Regions from separate parts of the Homo sapiens genome. Here region 2 is linked to region 1. Evidence: chromatin loops called from intact Hi-C (ENCODE). Cell type or tissue: PC-9. All regions are shown on one strand. Each heading gives the region's core, and the rest is flanking DNA. Links, peaks and the distances in the headings are about the cores only. Region 1 holds the start of CHRNA9 (cholinergic receptor nicotinic alpha 9 subunit). Region 2 has its middle 22 kb from the start of RBM47-AS1.

What was found. Peaks named below come from ENCODE experiments on the same cell type or tissue, not always from the same donor. Only the 100,000 strongest peaks of a DNase experiment are listed, where the experiment ranks them.
Region 2: a loop joins it to region 1, with 3 times the contacts of the local background. A loop is called at or near these places in 2 of 110 quality-filtered maps.

The regions. Positions count from the first base shown.
Region 1 is chr4:40,326,854-40,337,782 of GRCh38, reverse strand. It overlaps CHRNA9 (cholinergic receptor nicotinic alpha 9 subunit), which reads right to left and starts at 2,450. Exons shown (of 5, transcript NM_017581.4): 1 at 2,252-2,450; 2 at 1,811-1,956; 3 at 419-573. The coding sequence starts at 2,315. It overlaps LINC02265 (long intergenic non-protein coding RNA 2265), which reads right to left. Exons shown (of 4, transcript NR_121641.1): 3 at 10,873-10,929; 4 at 7,364-7,623. In PC-9, for the core only: no CTCF peak of the experiment used is centred there; a DNase peak (open chromatin) is centred at 3,642; H3K4me3 peaks cover 1,090 bases; H3K27ac peaks cover 2,852 bases.
Region 2 is chr4:40,398,546-40,409,491 of GRCh38, reverse strand. No RefSeq gene overlaps it. Among named protein-coding and RNA genes, the nearest start is that of RBM47-AS1, 22 kb to the left of the region's middle. In PC-9, for the core only: no CTCF peak of the experiment used is centred there; DNase peaks (open chromatin) are centred at 4,651, 5,191, 6,151 and 6,761; H3K4me3 peaks cover 859 bases; H3K27ac peaks cover 3,947 bases.

The sequences.
Region 1 (10,929 bases), core at 1-8,000:
ATTAGCTAGAAGAGAGGCCTGGTACAGATCCTCCCTCACAGCCCTCAGAGGAAACCACGCTGTCAACCCCTTCATCTCAGGCATCTCAACTCCAGAACTGTGAGATAACACATTTTTGTTAAGTCATCTAATCTGTGCTACTCTGTTATGGCAAAGTTAGCCCTAGCAAACTAATGCAGCCTCCACTTTCCCACCTGAAAAAGGGGCATGTAGATGGATGGTTTCTTTCCAGCTCTAAGCTTTTATGACATATTATTTCCTGATCTAAGATTCTATGTCTCTTATTTCAGTAAGTCCTAGGAACATGGATTAATATTTAATTTCATGCATGTTTTAAACATTCCTTTTTCATTATGTTTAAATTCTATGAAATCAACACGTTCATGCCTGAAAAGCCTCAGTTCTGAGCTGCACTTACTTGTTATATAAGACGATGTCTGGCCTCCACACGAGGTCACTGGGGATCCTGATGGAGTCTAGGCCATCGTACTGATCTCGGTCCCACGTGAGATAGGCATCGTGCCAGATTTGGCGGATCCACAAATAAGCAGTCAGAATTTGGTTTCTTTCATCCTACACAATGAATCCAGATGTCGCTTTACCTAGCAGACACTTGAAATGTTTTCCACTGATAGGACACTTGTTCTTCACAATAGGAATTTCACAAACACTCATCAAATTTCAATAAGTAAAGTGAGAGCTTTATTCTTTATTTATTCTATCCCCTTGATTGACTGCCAAGATCATATTTTTTTTCCTCCTAGATTTAGTGTTCAGAATGTAAAGTGGACAAATATTTTAGTATTGATATCTTTGCATAGATCAACTGCCTATATTTCCTGAAAATTGATCAATGAATGATGTACTTGAAAGCAAAAGTCAGGAAATAACAATGTGCAGAAGGAAAATCTTTCAAGTTTCATAACATTGTGTAATTAAACATAGATAAGCACTAATAAGCTATGCCATCTTAAAACACTACCTTTTTTAAAAAATTGAGATTGGCCGGGCGCGGTGGCTCATGCCTGTAATCCCAGCACTTTGGGAGGCCGAGGCGGGCGAATCATGAGGTCAGGAGATTGAGACCATCCTGACTAACACGGTAAAACCCTGTCTCTACTAAAAATACAAAAAAAAAATTAGCCGGGTGTGGTGGCGGGTGCCTGTAGTCTCAGCTACTCAGGAGGCTGAGGCAGGAGAATGGTGTGAACCCAGGAGGCAGAGCTTACAGTGAGCGGAGATCATGCCACTGCACTCCAGCCTGGGTGACAGCAAGACTCCGTCTCAAAAAAAAAATTAAGATCAAATTCACATTAAAACTCACCATTTTAATCATTTTCGAAGGGAACAATGCACCGGCTTCCAATATATTCACAACGTTGTGCAACCATCACCACTGCCTAATTCAAGATCATTTCTTCCCCCCGCAAAGAAACGCCGTAATCATTAAGAACTCACTGGCCGTTTTCCCCGTCCTCCCCACAGACCCCGGCAACCTCTATGCCGTTTTCTGTCTCTACGGATTTACCTCTTTTGGACATTTTATATAAATGGCTGCATACAGTATGTAACCCCATCTTTCTTTAGATTATCTAAGACTGTTACAGTTAATGACCAGGATTAGGTAACGTTTCTTGAAATTAATTAGTTTTGTAGAAAGCTTCCTTTTCCCGACATTCTCTTCTCCCACCAGCTTGCTTAAGGAGCTATCATTCCCTCTCAAATTCCCAGTTAAGACATTCTCTTCAGAAAGCATGGTTGTTTATCCTCTAAGAATCATTCCACAGAGTCAGCACCATGTGTTACTCACCATATCCTTAATCTGAGAGAGCGTAATCTGCAGGGTCACATTCAGGACTTTATCTGTATCTTCCACTGGACGAAGAGCATTAGAATAATCTTCAAAAAGGTCATTAAACAACTTCTGAGCATATTTTCCATCTGCCGTCTCTGCAGCTACTCAACAAGAGGGATCTGGATTAACATTCAGAGTGTTGTGTGTATTTCAAGACAAACAACACAAGACTGAGGTCTAAAATGGGGGATGGCCCAACACTGGCGAGGGACAAGCTTTGGGTGGATGGATGAGTTGTTTTTCTGGCATGCCCTACCAAGATCAGAGTCAGTAGGAAGCACAGAACACTTCCATGCGGTTGAATCATCTGTTTTGTCTTCCCTGTCCTGCCCCACCTCCCACCAAAGCAATAGCCCCAGATGAGACAAGATAGGTTACGTGTCACCAGCCTCTCACCTCTCAGTCTGGAAGCAGCAAAGTAGATCCAGCAAAAGGAGATGCAGGAATGGGACCAGTTCATCTTTTTCCTGAGCCTCTATAATAAAGTCTCAGTCAGGCAGCGTGGTCTTCCACTTCCCCCTATGAATACAAAGGATCTGGGCACAAGGAGCCCACACCGCTGCAGCCTTATGGCGGGAGAGCTCAGGCTTGCATTGCATGCAGGACCGAGATCCTGAGATCCAGGCCTGCCCTCCCTCCCCTCCGGTAATTTGAGACTGGCAGCTCCAGTGGCTGAGAAGCCGGGAACCCAGGGTGTGTTAGGTCCAACAGTGCTGTTGTGGGGGGCCATCTCAGTTGAGGGTCCCTAGCCACCCTCAGCAGAAACAACCAGACAGAAAAGGAGGTAGATGCAGGCAACAGGGGTATGCCTGACACCCCAGAGACTCCATCTAAGCAGAATGGGAGATTTCTACACCCACCATGAGCAGAGTCAGCCTGAGTCCAGGGACTAAGGGAAGCCTAAAAGACTGAGCCATGGGACGGCTGTCCAGAAAGACTCTACGTGCTTTTAGCAGCATTTGAAGAGGGAAAGAGACACGGTTCTATGATCTCCAGAATATATTGGCATTTTGGTTTTTTCTCTGCCTCAGCTTCTGATCCCTCCTGCAGCTGTCCCACTGGGCATGGATCTTGCATAGTAAATGTTTGTGAGTATATATGTGAGGGGGTGTGCTGGATGGGCGGATAATCACTCGCTTAAGAAGCAGCAACACTGTGAGTTGGATTTGGACTTGACCACCTGGGTTTGACTGCCAGCCAAACCCTGACGAGCTCTATTATTCTGTAAAAGTCACCTAACCTCTCTGAGCCTTCCAGAACTACAGACTGGGGAAAATAATATTTTCTCTCTCTAGAGCTACTGAGATAACTGTATGTGAAAGCACTTTCTAAATATCAGTAATTATCATCTTTGATCAGCTTTGCATACCCAGAATTTCTATACTCACCAAGTCACCCAGGATTTACCAGCTCGAAAAAAAAAAAGAAAAACTGGTTCAAAGGCTGACCAAATCAGCATGAGAATAATAACCAATGGTGATATTGCTAATGATGACACCCTTTGCATTTGAATGCTACTTCATATAAAGTTTCAGTCATTTCTCATATGTGATATAATTTTACTCCTATAAAAAAATGTCAATTTTCAATTGCTGCTTAGTCTGGAAACTCATGTCTGTCTCTCCTCTTGCCTGGGGAAACTGCTTTGGAAAACCATATTAAGATAATTTGGTTGCCTGGAATTGGAGCGAGGAAATTGGATAGCTCTGTTTCATCAGGTTACAGCCGCCTGATGAGTCACCCCATCCCTCTTCGGGAATGTATCCTCTGAGTGGAACAGACACTCAAGCCATCGGCAAAGTGTTTCTTAATTGCCTATCCCATTGTGTTGATTGTGAAGACATTATTTTTCTGACGCCCCTAGTCTGACTCATTCATCAAATGACACAATTCCGGGTGCCCACGCTCAGTCCTCCTTCAGCAAACCATCCGCTCCAGAATCTCAGAGGCAGAAGGTAATTTTGAAATTGAGTTTAATGCCTCACTTCTATATGAGGAAACTGAGGCCCAGGGATGCAGAGTGGCTTCCCTCCAGCAGTGATCGGCCAGAGACAGGATCCAGGCCACCTGCCCCAATCCACTGTGCTCCCTGCAACACTAACAATGCATCTCTTCCTTCTCGTTGTCTTTCATCAATATGGCTTTTGATGCCAGCTGGGTGGTGACTTCCTTGTGTGTAGAGGATCTTTACCTCATATGTCTTGGATTCCTTACAGCACTCACAGGGTTGAATTGTAGTTGACACAGGGCCTACCTTGAATGGTGTCCCTTCCCTTCCTATACCACTCCCCTCCCTTCAGGGTCCCTTCTCCCCTCAGGGGCCTCTTTTAGGTTGAAGCTGCTGAGAACCTTTGCCCATTGGGGTCCAGTGTCCTGGGGGGCATCCCTGACTCCATTCCAGGAGGATGATGGCAGTGCTCCCATTCCTTAGAATAGAGTCCTGTCTGACAAAGAATCCTAGTGAATTCTATGGCTAAAATATCCTCTGCCCAGCAGCAGAGTGGGGATGGGAAGAACAAATACCTTCATTCTGCTACATGTGTTTTTTAAAACAAAAATTACAAGAGTCAAACATCATGTTTTGCAAAGGATTTTTTCCCTGCAAATGAATATGGCATGAATATTTTCTCCATTTCATTAAGTACAGGATCAGAGCACTTCTAACCTGTAAAGAGCTCTTTGAGGACCATCTAGCTAAGGTCACTCATGTTACAGATAAAGAAACTGAGGACTAGAGAGGTCAGAAGCCTTCGCAAGGACATAACCCATCGTCCTGACTCAATACAGTGCTCCTTACACAACACCAGTTCATCTGGTGAGGAAGCTCAGAGGAAATCAAGGTCAAGTGTGCCTTTAGGAGGCTTGGGAATGCACTTCCTTTCAGCCAAGGGCAGGTGGGACTTCGATCTGCCCCACAGGAAGGTGGGTAAAGGATGCTGACTCTCCACCAAGAACCATGCCAGAGACCCTCAACCTCCCCAGGAGGCTGGGCTCTTCACAGAGGAGTGCTGTCCTAGGCACTCAGAGCCATGACGCATGCTAACCAATGCTTCACAACTCACTGAAATGGCAGGAGATACCTCAATGGGATGCCATCCCCAAGGACCTATTTCACTTCTACTTTCTAAATTTGCTGGATTTATCCTAGATATGTGTCTTGAAAAACAAACAAACAAAACAAACAAACAAAAAAACCCCCTCAAAGCTCCTTTAAAAGACAGCTACATGAATTCCTTCACCTTGCACCAGAGTTTAGGATAAGATTGGTAGTTAGGACGCAAAGTCATGCCAAAAGGGCTGCCCATGGCACCACTCTCCAAACATTTTAGGGTTTACTTCTGTCTTTGTTTTCTATTTCTTCTTCTTTTTTTTTTTTTTTTGAGATTGAGTCTTGCTCTGTTGCCCAGGCTGGAATGCAGTGGCGTGATCTCAGCTCACTGCAACCTCCACGTCCTGGGTTCAAGCAATTCTGTGCCTCAGCCTCCCAAGTAGCTGGTATTACAGGCACCTGCCATCACGCCCGGCTTTTTTTTTTTTTTTTTTTTTTTTTTTTTTGTATTTTTAGTAGAGATGGGGTTTCACCATCTTGGCCAGGCTGGTCTTGAACTCCTGACCTCGTGATTCACCTGCCTCAGCCTTCCAAAGTGCTGGGATTACAGGTGAGTCACCATGCCCAGCCACTTCGTATTCTTGATCAAAAGCAGTATAATGTAGAGTTTAAGAGCACAGACCCTGGAGTTGAACTGCTTGGATTCAAGTCCAACCCCACCACTTACTAGCTGTGTAAGCTCAGCCAGATTATTCGACCTCAGTTTCTTCATCTATAAAATGGGGACAATTATAAATAGTGCCTACCTCTTGGGGTTGTTTTGAGGACTGAATCAGTTAATGCATGTGGAACCCTAAAAATAGTGCTTGACCATAAAATTGCTGGATAAATGATCATTAAAGGGGAAAATGACATGCTAAGCATGTCATTTGTAGCTCAATGCCACTATTTGTTTATTTATATATTTATTTATTTAATTTATTTATTTTTCCTCCCCTCTTCCTCTCCCCCTTCCATCTCTCTCCCTCACCCAATCTCTCTCCCAACTTCTTGACAGACCTGGTTAGAGGATAATTGTTTTATGTGACAAGCAATTTGTACTGTGGGTGGAAGAATATCAGTCCTACTATTTTCTTGTTGTCCTTTTTTATTGTGATGTTAATATTATTGTCAGTCCACCGTGGATTTATTTATTTACTTACTTATTTCTGCAGTAGTCTTTTTAATCCTCTTATCCATTTTGTGAGAGTTACACAATCTAACTCCGTCACAGAGATTGGCAAACTCTCTGCAAAGAGCTAGATAGTAAATATTTTCATCTTGGCAGGCCATATGGTCTCTGTACCAACTACTCTTCTCTGCCATTGTACTATGAAAGCAGCCTATAGCAAAATGAATGTGTGGCTATGTTCCAATAAAACTTTATTTACGAAAATAGGTGGCAGGGCATAGTTTGTTGACCCCTGACATAGATAAACAGATCCATAAATCCACTTTGCTCATGAAAATTGCAATAGGAAACAGCGTTCCAGATGAAGAAGGGGCAAAGCCTGCAGGGAAAAGAGCTTGACATGCGCAGACGCATGGCAGGGCCAGGGCTGACTCCCACTGCAGCTCAGCCAGTGAGACTCAAACTGCCTTCCAGCGGAGGCTCTGGGCATGGAAGAACCCTTTCTAATAAGGAATCAGAAATGTAAGAGAACTGGAAAGAGTAGGAAGCAACCCTGTTGGATGTCTGGAGGCTGGGCAAGCCTCCTCACTTCCACAGGGTGACCGTGATAGTGTCGTGGATGAGGAATTAGAGTTTCCAGATATAGGTGATGGTGGGAACTGTGGCTACAGCCAGGCCAGGGGCTGGCAGGGTGAGCAGCAGGGGAATGGGTCAGAAGTTCAAGTGAGTCTCTCTGGGGTCCCCATGAATAAGGACAGGACTGGAGGGCAGAACTCTGGCAGTTTCACTGAGAAGTACAGAGTCCCAGAACACAGTTTTGTTTCTAGATTGCTAGAAATCCTAGCAACTCCCTTCCCCAGCTGTACTCAAATCCATTGGCCTGGGGAAGTGCAGGTTAGATCAGAACAAAAGCGATTCAGGAAGGGGAGGAAGGAGGACCTCTGGGCCAACAGGAACGTCGGACCGGAGCTCATTATGGTGTGGGCACCTGAAGGTGATCACACTGGGCATGGAGCCGATTCTCCTTTTGTGACTGCATGTGCCTGTGTCTCACTCTTGTCCCACTGTACTCTGGCTCTGTCAGTGGTGTGTAGTGGACTGGAAAACTCTTCTGAGTGAAACCCAGCGGGACAATCTCTCTTGGTGCTTCTGGGCATCGTGAAGGAAATGAACTTTCCTAACCTAACTTCAAACAGATCCAACTCCTGCGCATCATCCTCGCTTCTTCTCTCTCAAACCCCATGTATTAGTCTACTTGGACTCCCACAACAAAATACCATAGACCAGGTGAATTAAAAACAGAAATTTATTTTCTCACAGTCCTGCCTCCGTGCCTAAGGACCAGCTCATCCAAGAATCAGCTGGAAGTCCAGACCAAGGTGTGGGCAGGGCTGGTTTCCCCCAAGGCCTTTCTTCTTGGCTTGCAGATGGCTGTCTTCTCTTTGTGTCCTTACAGGGTCTCCTCTGTGCATGTCTGGGTCCTAATCTCTTCTTCTCAGATCCCCATGAATAAGGACAGGCCTGGAGGGCAGGGCTCTGGCAATTTCCCTAAGAGATACAGAGTCCCAGAGTTCTGTTTGGTTTCTAGGTTGTGACCCTATTCCCCGATTGTACCGAAACCCGTTGTCTCCTCAGATGAAATTAGTCCCGCCCCAGTGACCTCACTTAACCTTAATTACCTCTTTAAAGACCATATCTCCAAATATGGTCACATTCTTCAGTACTGGGGGTTAGGATTTCAGCGTGTGAATTCTGTAGGATGCAATTCAACCTGGAACACCCCACATCCAATCTGTGAATGAATCCCAGCAGTTCCACCTTCACAACATATCGGGAACCCAGCCGCCTCTCCCCACCTTCCCTATTGTCTTCCTGGTCTAAGCCATTGCTGACTGCCATCTGCACCAACCACACTTGCCTCCTAGCAGCCAACGGTGCCCCTGAATTCCCTTCTCCAGGTAAGAGCCAGACGGTCATTTTATTTCATTTCATCTATTTTTTATTTCTATTTTTATTTTTTTAATTTAATTTTTTTTTTTTGAGACGGAGTCTCACTCTGTCACCCAGGCTGGAGTGCAGTGGCACAATCTCAGCTCACTGCCTCCCAGGTTCAAGCAATTCTCCTGCCTCAGCCTCCCAAGTAGCTGGGATTACAGGTGCCTGCCACCATGCCTGGCTAATTTTTGTATTTTTAGTAGAGACAGGGTTTCACCATGTTGGCCAAGCTGGTCACAAACTCCTGAGCTCCAGCGATCCACCTGCCTCAGAGTCCCAAAGTGCTGGGATTACAGGCATGAGCCACCATGACCAGCCTATTTTTAAATAATTTATAAGATGGGGGTCTCACTGTGTTGCCCAGGTTGGGGTGCAGCAGCTATTCACTGCACTCCCTCATTATCATTGTGCACTGTGGCCTCCAATTCCTGGGCTCAAGAGATCCTCCCATCTCAGCCTCCCAGATAGCTGGGACTACAAGTACATGCCACCAAGCCCAGCCAGGTGGTCATCTTAAAACACAAATCTGATCATGTCACCCCTCTGCCCAGTGGATTCTCTCCAGTGGATTCTCACCTTATTTGGAATAAAAGCCAAAATCCTTACTGGCAACTACAAGGCCGTACGTGATGTCTCCCCCGACTTTCCTTCTCCAACACTCTCCCCCTCGCTCATGTAGCTCCAGCCGTGCTGGCCTCCTTGCATTCCACATGCACACTGCGCCCCTCCTTCTGTTCCCTCTGCCTGGAGCACCATTAGCATATCCTCCTGACTCCCCTTCTTCTTCCTCCTGGGTTCTGCCTAGTGCCTCCTTATCAGAAGCCCTTCCCTGATGATGTTACGTAGAGTAACATCCCAGCCCTCTCTCCATCTCTGGGATCCACCCTTCCTCGCACTTAGGACCAGCTGACCTGCATGTATGCATTGCACTTGGTAGTTATCGTCTGTCTCCCTACTAAAATTAAGTTCCACAAAAGTGGGGGCTTTGTCATGTTCTGTGCTATTCTCCCAGATACAGAGAGGATATTAGAGGATATTTGTTGATGCATAAATGAGTAATATCTAGAATGAGAAATCTAAGGAATTAAGAAGTAAGGGAAAGGCCAGCTTTCAGACAAAGAATGGTGGGTATATTTCCTATGATTCATAAGCTTACCTGATTTTTTTAGCACTCATGGCCAGGATGTTATTTACAGCCTTACATTGTCAGTCTACTGCTGTGTTATATTTTAACCTATGTCAAAGCAAAATTCCTTGAGAACATGGACCATAATTTTTCCCTTATACATAGTCCTAGCTCAAGGGAAACAACCACCAAATCCAGTTAGCAGCATCTGCCAAGGATGCAGGGGGAGGGTGTGGAGGCATCTCCCCATGTCTCTGCTGACCTAATGCAACAGAAAGGACCTAAGGACACAGGAGGAGTCCTATGGCCCCAGTTCAAGTCCTAGGACCACCACTTACTAGTCATGTTAGTAGTAATTATTTCTCAGAGTCTCATTTTCTCATTTGTATAAAGGAAGATTATAATATTTTACCCAAAAGGGTTATTGTGAGGATTCAAGAGAAAGCAGATAAAGTACCAAGCACACACCTGGCACAAAGCAAGACTCTCAGTGAATGCCACTATGATTCCCCTTGCCAAACCACACAGGCTACGGTAGTCAGAAAGCACCCACTGGTAAAAAGAAACTCATAAAGTTGCCAACAGAAGAGCCAAGTTCATGAAGAGACATGAGTGGGTGATAAGAGACATGCAGTTTTCTGGGTCAGGAGAGCAGCTGATATATGATCCAGGGTATCCAGTATGTCCAAGTGAGTGATCTGGGGACTGTAGCGGGCTCTGATGTCTGTGCTTTGTCAGAGGGTGCATACTATTTTCCCTGAAATCCCCTGAGGGAATATATTTGAAAGCTATAAAACTGTACAGTGTGGTATAGGGTGAGTATCTCCTGGCTTCCTCCTGTTTCTGGGGTCTTTCTTTGCTGCACAGAGGAGACCTCATCCATGGGAGATTTCTGTCCTCAATGGTAGCCCACTTGCTCCTTGGGACTTCTCAGACATTTTCCTTTGTTCTTGAGTTTCCGACCCCTTCTCATCCCAGGAGGTTCTCACCCCACTGGCTCTGCTTCCTCTTCTCATAGCAGACCCTGCAGTCACAATTGTGCAATATTTCCCTGCTCGTTGCAAACACTGTCTCTCTGCTAACATTGTAAGAGTTAGGCAAATGACAAGCATGGGAAAAAGCAGAAGGGGCACACTCTGCTCTTCTGTTAACAGTAGCACGCTACTTCAAGGATGCTAATCATAGAGAAGGGGAGCTGGGAGATTCGGAGACAACACTGTGCAAACCCAGCTGATACCCTTCCCAGGCTATTCTGAGAGCTACCAGCCCCCAACCTCTCCCACAGCTTCTGCCCCCTTAGAAGCAGCATGGCCCCATGGCCCCAAGACCTCACTCATCTCCCGCTCCCCCATCCTCTGCCCTGTTCTGGAAAGTGGGCACTAAAGGGACATGTTAAAACTGAAAAGAGGCAAGGAGGTGCTTTCTCCCAGTCAGCAACGCGCTGCTCCATCTCCCACCCCACCTGCCCACCTGCCCTCAGTGTCTCTTCGGCTAGGCCTACTTAGCCGAGAGCAGCCCCGTGGGTATGAATGGCCTAGGTGCCTGCTTCTGGAAGCATGTTTGGAAGGAAGCAGGGAGGGTACTGAAAGGTAAAGCAGGAGAACTGGAAGATTTTATTCCCAAGTGTTTTCCTCAAAGACACTTTTTAACTTTCTCCGTTTCTTCTTCTCACTTACCTCACCATTGCCATTGACATAGGCTCTGTACACCAAGGAGCTGAACGAGAGGAATCC
Region 2 (10,946 bases), core at 1,156-9,155, 71 kb before region 1:
CTACCTGCCTTAGCCTCCCAAAGTGCTGGGATTACAGGCATGAGCCACCACACCCGGCCTTTTTTTGTTTCTTGTACTTTTGGTGTCACATCTGAGAATCCATTGTCAAATCCAAGGTCATGCAGATTTTCCCTTATGTCTTATTTGAAGAATTTTATAGTTTATAGTTAGATCTTTGATTCATTTTTAGTTAATCTTTGCTTATTGTGTGATATAAGGGTCCAACTTCATTCTTTTTGATATTTCATTGTCCCAGCACAATTTGTTGAAGACCATTATTTCCCTATTGAGCAGTCTTGGCACCCTTATCATAAATCAATTGACCATAGATGTATGGGTTTGTTTCTAGATTCTCAATTCTATTTCACTGGTCTACATGTCTACCCTTATGCTGGTACTGCACCATCTTGATTACCATAGCTTTGTAGTAAGTTTTAAAATTGGGAAGATGCTAATGTACCTTCAAAAATAAAAATAAGGCCGGGCATGGTAGCTCATGCCTGTAATCCCAGCACTTTGGGAGGCCAAGGTGGGTGGATCACCTGAGGTCGGGAGTTTGAGACCAGCCTGACCAACATGGTGAAACTCTGTCTCTACTAAAAATACAAAAAATTAGCCGGGTGTGGTGGTGTGCACCTGTAATCCCAGCTACTAGGGCGCCTGAAGCAGGAGAATCACTTGAACCTGGGAGACAGAGGTTGCAGTAAGCCAAGATCATGCCATTGCACTCCAGCCTGGGCAACAAGAGCAAAACTCCATCTCAAAATAAAGAAATAAATAAAAATAAAATAAATAAATAAGTAAAATAAAATCAAATTGGAAAGAGTGAGTCCTCTAACTTTATTCTTCTTTTTCAAGATTATTTTGGCTATCAGGGTCCCTTGTAATTTTGTATAAATTTTAGGATCAATTTTTCCATTTCTTCAAAAAAAACTGTTGGGACTTTTATAAGTAAGTGTTGCATTGAATCTGTAGATCACTTAGTGAAGTATTGCTCTCTTAACAAAATTAAATGATCCAATTCATGAACACAAGATGTTTTTCCTATTTACATGTTCTTTATTTATTTCAGCAATGTTTTATAGTTTTTAGTGTACAAGTCTTTTGTTTGTTTCTATCCTTTTTTTTTTTTTTTTTTTTTTTGAGACAGGGTCTCACTGTGTTACCCAGGGTGGGTCCACACTCCTAGGCTCAAGCAATCCTCCTGCCTCAGCCTCCCAAAGTGCTGGCATTACAAGTGTGAGCCACCATGCCCAGTGTCAGTGTACAAGTCTCCTATATCTTAGTTAAATTTATTCCAAAGTATTTTATTCTTTTTGATGCTATTGTAAATGGAATTGTTAATTTCATTTTTGGATTATTTCTAGTATATAAAATTACATCTGATTTTTGTGTGGTTTTAGCACCCATTTTAGTTATTTGTTTCATTTCTCAGATTATTCAGAATATGGAAGGGGAAAACAAGTGCTATTTACCAGGATTCTTTCAGAAACCAATACTTGATATACATACATTTGGCAGCCAAGAACATGAGATAAAGAAGATCAGACAGGAAGAACATGCACAATGACAAAGGAGGCAGGATGCAAATAGAACTTTGAGGAACATCAACAATTAGAGGGCAGTTAGAAAAAGAGGAGCCATGCATGTATCTGAGAAGCCACAGTCAGAGAAGCAGGAGGGTGGATTAGTCCGTTTTCATGCTGCTGATAAAGACATACCCAAGACTGGGCAATTTACAAAAGAAGGTGGTTTAATGGACTTACAGTTCCACATGGCTGGGGAGGCCTCACAATCATGGTGGAAGGCAAGGAGGAGCAAGTCACGTCTTACATGGATGGTGGGAGGTAAAGAGTGAGCTCATGCTGGAAAACTACCCCTTATAAAATCATCAGATCTCATGAGACTTATTCACTATTATGAGAACAGAATTGGAAAGACCTGCCCCCATGATTCAATTACCTCCCACCAGGTCCCTCCCACAACACATGGGAATTTGAGATGAGATTTGGGTAGGGACACGGCCAAACCATATCATTCTGCCCTGGCCCCTCCCAAATCTCATGTCTTCACATTTCAAAACCAATCACACCTTCTTAACAGTCCCCCAAAGTCTTAAGTCATTTCAGCATTAACTCAAAAGTCCCCAATCCAAAGTCTCATTCCAGACAAGGCAAGCCCTTCTGCCTATAAGCCTGTAAAATTGAAAGCAAATTAGTTATTTCTTAGATACAATGGGAGTACAGGCATGGGTAAATACAGCCATTACAAATGGGAGAAATGGGCCAGAACAAGGGACTACAGGCCCCATGCAAGTCTGAAATCCAGCAGGGCAGTCAAGTCTTAAAGCTCCAAAATGGCCTCCTTTGCTTCCATGTCTCACATCCAGGTCACACTGATGCAAAAGGTGGGTTCCCATGGTCTTGGGCAGCTCCACCCCTATGGCTTTGCAAGGTACAGCCTCCCTCCCAGCTTCTTTCACAGGCTGGTGTTGAGTGTCCGTCACTTTCAGGCACACGGTGCAAGCTGTCAGTGGATCTACCATTCTGGAGTCTGGAGGATGATGGTCCTCTTCTCACAGCTCCACTAGGCAGTGCCCCAGTAGGGACTCTGTGTAGGGGCTCTGACCCCACATTTCCTTTCCACACTACCCTAGCAGAGGTTCTCCATGAGGGCCCCGCCCTGCAGCAAACTTATGCCTGGGCATCCAGGTGTTTCCATACATTCTCTGAAATTTAGGTGGAGGTTCCCAAACCCCAATTCTTGATTTCTGTGCACTTGCAGGCTCAACACCATATGGAAGTGGCCAAGGCTTAGGGCTTGCACCCTCTGAAGCCATGGCTCAAGCTCTACATTGGCCCCTTTCAGCCACGGCTGGAGGAGTGGCTGAGATGCAGGGCACCAAATCACTAGACTGCACCCGGCCCACAAAACCATTTTTTTTCTCCTAGGCCTCTGGGCCTGTGATGGGAGTGGCTGCAAAGTTCTCTGACATGCCCTGGAGACATTTTCCCCATTGTCTTGGTGATTAACATTTGGCTCCTCATCACGTATGCAAATTTCTGTGGCCAGCTTGAATTTTTCCCCAGAAAATGGGACTTTCTTTTCTATCACATTGTCAGGTTGCAAATTTTCCGAACTTTTATGCTCTGCTTCCCTTGTAAAACTGAATGCCTGAGCCAGGCATGGTGGCTCACGCCTGTAATCCTAACACTTTGGGAAGCAAGGTGGGTGGATCACCTGAGGTCAGGAGTTCAAAACCGGCCTGGCCAACATGGTGAAACCCCATCTCTACTAAAAATACAAAAAATTAGCCAGGCGTGGTGGTGCATGCCTGCAATCCCAGCTACTTGGGAGGCTGAGGCAGAAGAATTGCTTGAACCTGGGAGGCAGAGGTTGCAGTGAGCTGACATTGCACCATTGCACTACAGCCTGGGCAACAAGAGTGAAACTCCATCTCAAAAAACAAAACAAAAAAAACTGAATGCCTTTAACAGCACCTAAGTCACCTCTTGAATGCTTTGCTTCTTAGAAATTTCTTCCGCCAGATACCCTAAATCATCTCTCTCAAGTTCAAATTTTCACAAATCTCTAGGGCAGGTGCAAAATGCTGCCAGTCTCTTTGCTAAAACATAACAAGAGTCACCTTTGCTCCAGTTCCCAACAAGTTCCTCATTTCAGCTGAGACCACCTCAGCCTGGATTTCATTGTCCATATCATTATCAGCATTTTGGTCAAAGCCCTTCAACAAGTCTCTAAGGAGTTCCAGTCTTTCCCACATTTTCCTGTCTTCTTCTGAGCCCTCCAAACTGCCCAACCTCTGCCTGTTACCCAGTTCCAAAGTTGCTTCCACATTTTTGGGTATCTTTCCAGCACTGCCCCACTCTACTGGTACCAATTTACTGTATTAGTCTGTTTTCACGCTGCTCATAAAGACATACCTGAGTTTATATATATTTTTTATTTCTATTTTTCTTGTATTTACAAGCCCATAACTAACATCGTAAGGTTTATGTATTTTACTTTCAGTAATGGCTGTGTTTAACCATTGGCTTGTCTAATTTCTGAAAATTTCACAATCAGCTCTCAGGAACCAGCAAAAGCCAGCTCCAGCCTGGGCTATAGGCATACTTTGAGCTAAGTGACACGTCCTTGCACAAAAGGAAGAGCAAGGACCACGGGGTCAGACAGACCTTTCTCAGACTTTCTTCTTAAGATAATCTGGGCCAGTCACTGAATCTCAGTTTCTTTATCAATAAAATAGGTGATAATATTAACCTCTTGAGGTTGTGATAAAGATTAGAGATCAATATGTAGAGACTGATCCATAATAAGGGTTCAAAATTACCAGAATAATCTTATTTTGCTATAGCTTTAAGCACAGCTTTAATACACAGAAAGATAATTGGGAGTGACCCAGGGTACAGTTGAGAGTTACCACGTCCCTCATTAAGTGTGGCATTTGTGTGAGGAAACAGATGCACAGAAGTTTCGCTTACTATATACTTCGCATGGACAGAGCACTGGAAACCTTTTCTCCAGCAGTATGGGAACAGGGCGAGCAGAGTATCAAGCTTGTGACAACCCTAGAAATGAGTGACTCAGCCTGTGATTGTATGGCCCCTCCAAGGCCTTCCTGGCTCCCCAGATGTATCCCTGACAGATGACTCAGAAACTTGACAACTCCACCTTTTAAATCTCAAATGTGTTACCTAAGTGGAGCAAGTTTCCCTTGAGCACGTCACATGGATCAGCTTATCAGTCAGCCCGGAGGACAGAGAACAGGGCCCCAGAGGAAAGGCACATGGGACAGGTAGTGTTTACGGGACAGAGGGAAGGAGGACTAGGGCAGAGGTTCTGGTGTGGAGTAGGGCCTTGCAGGGGACGGCTGGGACATGAAGGAAGGAAAAGACACCAAGCAGCAGGAGAGGGATGGGGCAAGAAGAGACACAAACCCAGCTCGGCCCCAACTCCCAGGGCTGTGAGGAACCTCTGATTTCACACCACCATATGAGAAAGCTAACATTCTCTTTGCTTTCTGTGTCCTCAGCGACAAGGGCCATGGATACAACTAATCAGGAAGTAAGTGCACAGTGGCTGGCACTTGATCCAACTTTAACTCGTTTGTCAACATTTCACAGCCTTTTTGGAGAGGTCTATGGAAAGCTGAGCTGAGAGCTATAATTCTTTCGTTCTGAGGAGGCCAGGTAGTTTCTTCTCCCTGTTGTACTGGTCTCTTACGAAACAGCAGCGCTTGCAACCTGCCAATCATGTCATGCCATGTCTTAGATGTGGAAAATCCAGCATTCTGACAAACCCACCAACAAAACAGGGTCTCACTTTAGAGAGTGGTGGCTGAGAGAGTGTTGGAAACCTGGCTTTGGCTGGGCGTGGTGGCTCACGCCTGTAATCCCAGCACTTTGGGAGACTGAGCCAGGCTGATCACCTGAGGTCAAGAGTTCGAGACCAGCCTGGCCAACATGGTGAAACTCCATCTCTACTAAAAATACAAAAAAAAAATTAGCCAGGTGTGGTGGCAGGAGCTTGTAATCCCAGCTACTTGGGAGGATGAGGCAGGAGAATCGCTTGAACCTGGGAGGTGGAGGTTGTAGTGAACCAAGATCACACCACTGCACTCCAGCTTGGGTGATAAGAGTGAAACACTGTCTCAAAAAAAAAAAAAAAAAAAAAAAGCAAAGAAAGAAAGAAAAGAAAAGGAAACCTGACTTTGTGCTAAGCTGGGGGGCTCCCCTGGGCAAGTCACCTGCCTTCTCTGGGCTTCCATTTTCTTTGTGTGAATCAGAGATTATAGCACCTATCCTGCAAGGTTGTGGTGAGGAGACATAAGGCAGGTAAAAGCTTTACCCTATAGCAGGTAACACAGTAGGAGCTTAATAAGTTGGGGCGACTGGTGTTATTTATACTGGGCCTGCGTGACCTTGGGCAAGTTATTTCATCTTTCTGCGTCTTAGTTTCCTCATTTGTGCACTGTGGGCCAGATGATCCAGGAGACATCTACTGGTTCTGCATTCTATTATTCTACGACAAACAAGATTCTTTGCCTTAGCTCTGGCCCTGCCTATCTAAGTAAGGGATTAGGCCATTTGCTTTTGCTGTTGCAATGCTCAGATAGCAAAGGCCTTTGACAACTGAGAAGGCTTGTTCACTCCCTCCCCTTGAACTGAGTTCTGAGGCTGTGGGACAAGGAGCAAACTGGAGTGTTTCTCTAAACACAGGATTAGAAAGGAGGCAGGGGTGCTGGGCAGCAGGACCTGGGTGTGTTGCGAACGGCCTAGAGCAGGGCTAAGGTCATGACAGGTATGCCACCACTTGCTCAGGGTCCCAGCACCGTCTCCTGGTATTCTAACCCCAAGGCAAGAGGTGGGGGAGATAAGACGGATCTCCACTTTCAGAAGAAAATTCCTCTCTGGACTCTGGTTGAATGAGGCAAAAACTTTTTCCTCCAAATGAGGCCCTGTGCATTATTATCATAAAGTAAGAGAGAGAGATGGGTGGATGAAGTCAATGCTTGTGTTTCCTGGTTGGAGGGGATGGAGGGGTAGTTTGAAGGCAGGTGGAACCCTATCGATGTTCTTAGCCTTGCTTAATATTTTGGGCTGTCCTAATCCTGAACTCAGGCATATCATGGGATAAGGATTGAGTACCTTGAACACAAGCAGAGGGAAAACCTTTCCCCACACCTGGGTCCCTGAGGCAGGATGCTGAGCAATCCAAGTGATGAGCAATCTGGCTCATTCCCTGAATAGCTTGGGTCAACTGATTTACATTTTAAGAAACCATTGTTTTAAAAAAGAGTAAAACCCACCAGGTGTGGTGCCTCATGCCTGTAATCCCAGCTCTTTGAGAGGCTGAGGTGGGCAGATCACTTGAGGCCAGGTGGCAGATCACTTGAGGCCAGGAGTTCCAGACCAGCCTGGCCAACATGGCAAAACCCCATCTCTACTAAAAATTTGTACAAAAATTACCCAGGCGTGCTGGTGCGCACCTGTATTCCCAGCTACTTGGAAGACTGAGGCACCAGAGTCCCTTGAACCCCTAAGGCGGAGGCTGCAGTGAGCCAAGATTGCACCACTGTACTCTAGCCTGGGTGACAGGGAGAGATGTTGTCTCAAAAAACTGAAACTAAAAAATAAATAAATAAACAGTAAAACCCAGGATTATATGTAATACATATACGTGTACATATATGTACATACATATACGTGTACATATATGTACATACATATACGTGTACATATATGTACATACATATACGTGTGCATATATGTAATACATATACGTGTACATATATGTACATACATATACGTGTGCATATATGTACATACATATACGTGTGCATATATGTACATACATATACGTGTGCATATATGTACATACATATACGTGTACATATATGTACATACATATACATACACATATGAAATACATACAATGTATTATATGTATATATGTATTCTATGTATTTCTAGAATATAATAATCCTAGAAATGTGTAGGGTTTCTATAATCCGTGTTTTCCCAGAGCCTGATTTCTTTTGGGGCCTCCCCTAATTTCCATTAGTCATTTCCAGATGTCAGTTAAGCAGCTGGTTTCCAGCTGGTAGAAAGCACCGCTCATTAGGAACATTCGCAAGACCCCAGGCCTTTGGCTGACAAGTCACAGAGTTTCTGTCGCCCTTGCAGCTGGAAGGACTCTGCTAAATGACAAACTTCCTGACGTTTTCTCTTCTCAGCTTGTACTGTGATAAACTTTCGGGGATCACGTTTCAGTTTTTATACCGTCTCTCATTTTGTGCTGCTAATTTCATGCCTACCCCTCAAAAAAAAAATACATAAAAAGGCCAGGCGCGGTGGCTCACTGCAGCCTTGACCTGCCAGGCTCAAGCGATCCTCCCACCTCAGCCTCCTGAGTAGCTGGAACTGCGGACACATGCCATCACGCCCGGCTAAGTTTTGTATTTTTGGTAGAGACACCATGTTGCCCAGGTGTGGCTCTGTTTAGCCATGGCGGCACTCACTGGCACAATTCTGTTACCTGAGCAAAAACAAAGAAAGGTGAGTTTATTGGTTTTCCAGGGCTGCCATAACAAAACACTACAGACTGGGTGACTTCAACAACAGAAATTTACTCTCATAGTTCTGGAGGCTGGAAGTGTGAGGTCAAGGTATTGGCACGTTTGGTTTTTTCTGAGGCCTCTCTCCTTGGCTTGCGGCTGCCTTTTTGATGCCTGTTCACCTGGTCTTTTCTCTGCGTGCACTGTGCGTGCATCCCTGGCATTTTTGTTTGTTTGTTTGTTTTGTTTTTTGTTTTTTTGAGATAGGGTCTCTCTCTGTCACCTAGGCTGGAGTGCAGTGGCGTGATCTCTGCTCACTGAAGCCTCGACCTCTTGGACTCAAGTGATCCTCCTGCCTCAGCCTCCTGAGTAGCTCGGACTATAGGAGCATATACCACCACGCCTGGCTAATTTTTGTATTTTTTGTAGAGACGGGGATCTCACAATGTTGCTCAGGCTGGTCTTAAACTCGTGAGCTCAAGTGATCTGCCCACCTTGGCCTCCCAAAGTGTTGGGATTATAGGGATGCGCCACCATGATCGGCCCCCTGTCTCCTCTTATAAGGACACCAGTCAGATTGGATTAGGGACCACCCTAATGTCTATTTTAACTTAGTTACCTCTTTAAAGGTCCTATCTCTAAATCAATGCATGAATTTTGGGGGACACAATTCAACCCAGGAACAGCGACACTTTCCTGCTTCTTTTTGTTGTTGCTGATGTTGAGGAGGAGGGAGAAGAAGAGAACATACTCTGGTATTTCAGAGGGATATGAACATTCAGAAACTACATAGAGGTTAGCAATTCGAACCAAGAAGGTAAAATAAGAAGAAAAGTTAAAAGACCTGAAACCACTGGGCCTGATAGAACAGCTAATTTTCTTTTATTGAAATACACAGTGGCAGACTTAAATATGCTCACCATACAGCTTGGATGTGCAGGGAAAATATTTTGTGTTGTCATCTCATTTGTTATTTGCTAGGTAAAGAGAAGAAATAGAGCTAAATGCCCAGTTCAGCTTAAACCTTAGTTCAAATCAACAGTTTAATTGGTCCCTTTGGGTCCTGCTTAGGGTCTCTGGTTTCTGCTGCCTCCTCCCCCATCCCTCATCAGAAGGTGTGTGAACCTATGGCTCATGGCATCATCAAGGGGAAGAAGGCACCTTGGCTTTGTGCAGGTCCTGAACCCTATGGGTTCAGCTGGCGCCCATGACTGGAGCCTTCAGCTGGCATAGCACCTGCCTGGGTTCCCTCTTATTTTCCCCCTGTGTCCTCACCTCGCCCCAACTCCTTCTGGAGCAGTGGCCCCATCAGAGCTCTGCACCCCCTCCCTCTGCCATCCTGGACTGCGGTCATCAGGCCTAACTTGCAGGCTCTCCAATGGGGCTGTAGAGTAGGCCCTCTCACTGTCTGACATGTGACCTGCCTTTTGCTCCATTTGGACTGCTCACCCCATCCTTGCTTTAAGTCCCAGAGTAAAGGACTCTCCTCCCACAGTTCTAAACAAGGACTGAGGAAGAGCCATGTCTTCCGTGTGCCTCTCAGCTTGTCAACACGCCTTTCACAGGGATGTCAGAGCACACATCTCACACCTCCCTCCTAACCTGGCATCTGTTCATGGCCTCCTCCTCTGACAATCCCCCAGGACAAGAAGAGGCAATCAGTTCATTTACTTCCTCCACCTTATAACTTCCTTATTCCTGTAGTCAGACTCCAGGCTAAACCTAAATCATAAACTGTTACCTTCTCTCTCCTGTGGGAGAAACTGTATGATCCGGACCAACTGGGAGCTAAAGAGATTCAGAAAAATCCTTTCTTTCACTCCAAACCTAGCATTCAAGTCATTGGCTGGCTGTGAAATCCCATTTTGAATGTCAGAAACTGAATACTAGCTTTCTTTCTTTCAATTCCTTCAGGAGCCACTCTAATCATTCTCCCCTTCTCCAGATAAAACAGTTCTTCCAGCCAGTAAGGAAAAAATTAGAAGAGAAAAGCACATTAATCCCCACAATTATTCCTCCCATTGTAACAGTTTTTGCACTTTTTTTTTTTGAGTGGGGTTGGGGGGAAGGAATTTCGCTCTTGTTGCCCAGGCTGGAGTGCAATGGCACGAACTCGGCTCACTGCAACTTCTGCCTCCGGGGTTCAAGCGATTCTCCTGCCTCAGCCTCCCAAGTAGCTGGGATTACAGGCACGCTAGTTTGTGCACTTCTTGATGGGCAAAGACAATTCCCCCAAAGCACTTGCTTCATATTCTTTTTAGGGAAGAGAAAGGAAAGCAAGGAAGGAAATTAATATTTTGAATATCATAATTAATTATTCCTGGTTTTGACAGGGTAGAATAAGGAAAGCTTGGTTTAAATTGAAATGGAAAATGTTTTGAGCAGTATGAGAGAGACAGAGCGTGTAACCATTCTTGGGGATTGGAATAAGAAAGTTTAATTGTGGCCAGGAGCGGTGCTCACGTCTGTAATCCCAGCACTTTGGGAGGCTGAGGTGGGCAGATCACGAGGTCAGGAGTTCGAGACCAGCCTGGCCAACAGAGTGAAACCCCATCTCTGCTAAAAATACAAAAAAATAAGCCAGGTGTGGTGGTGGGCGCCTGAAATCCCAGCCATTTAGGAGGCTGAGGCAAGGAGAATCGCTTGAACCTGGGAGGTGGAGGTTGTAGTGAGCCGAGATCGTGCCACTGCACCAGCCTGGGTGACAGTGCGGGACTCCATTTCAAAAAAAAAAAAAAAGAAGAAGAAGAAGAAAAAAGAAAGCTTAATTGTGCCAAAGGTGAAGCGATGAAGTCAGAGACCTACAAATCTCTTCTAGGTCACCGTCCTGTTCTCCTAACCCCAAGAAGGCCCAGAGATGCTATTACAGCCA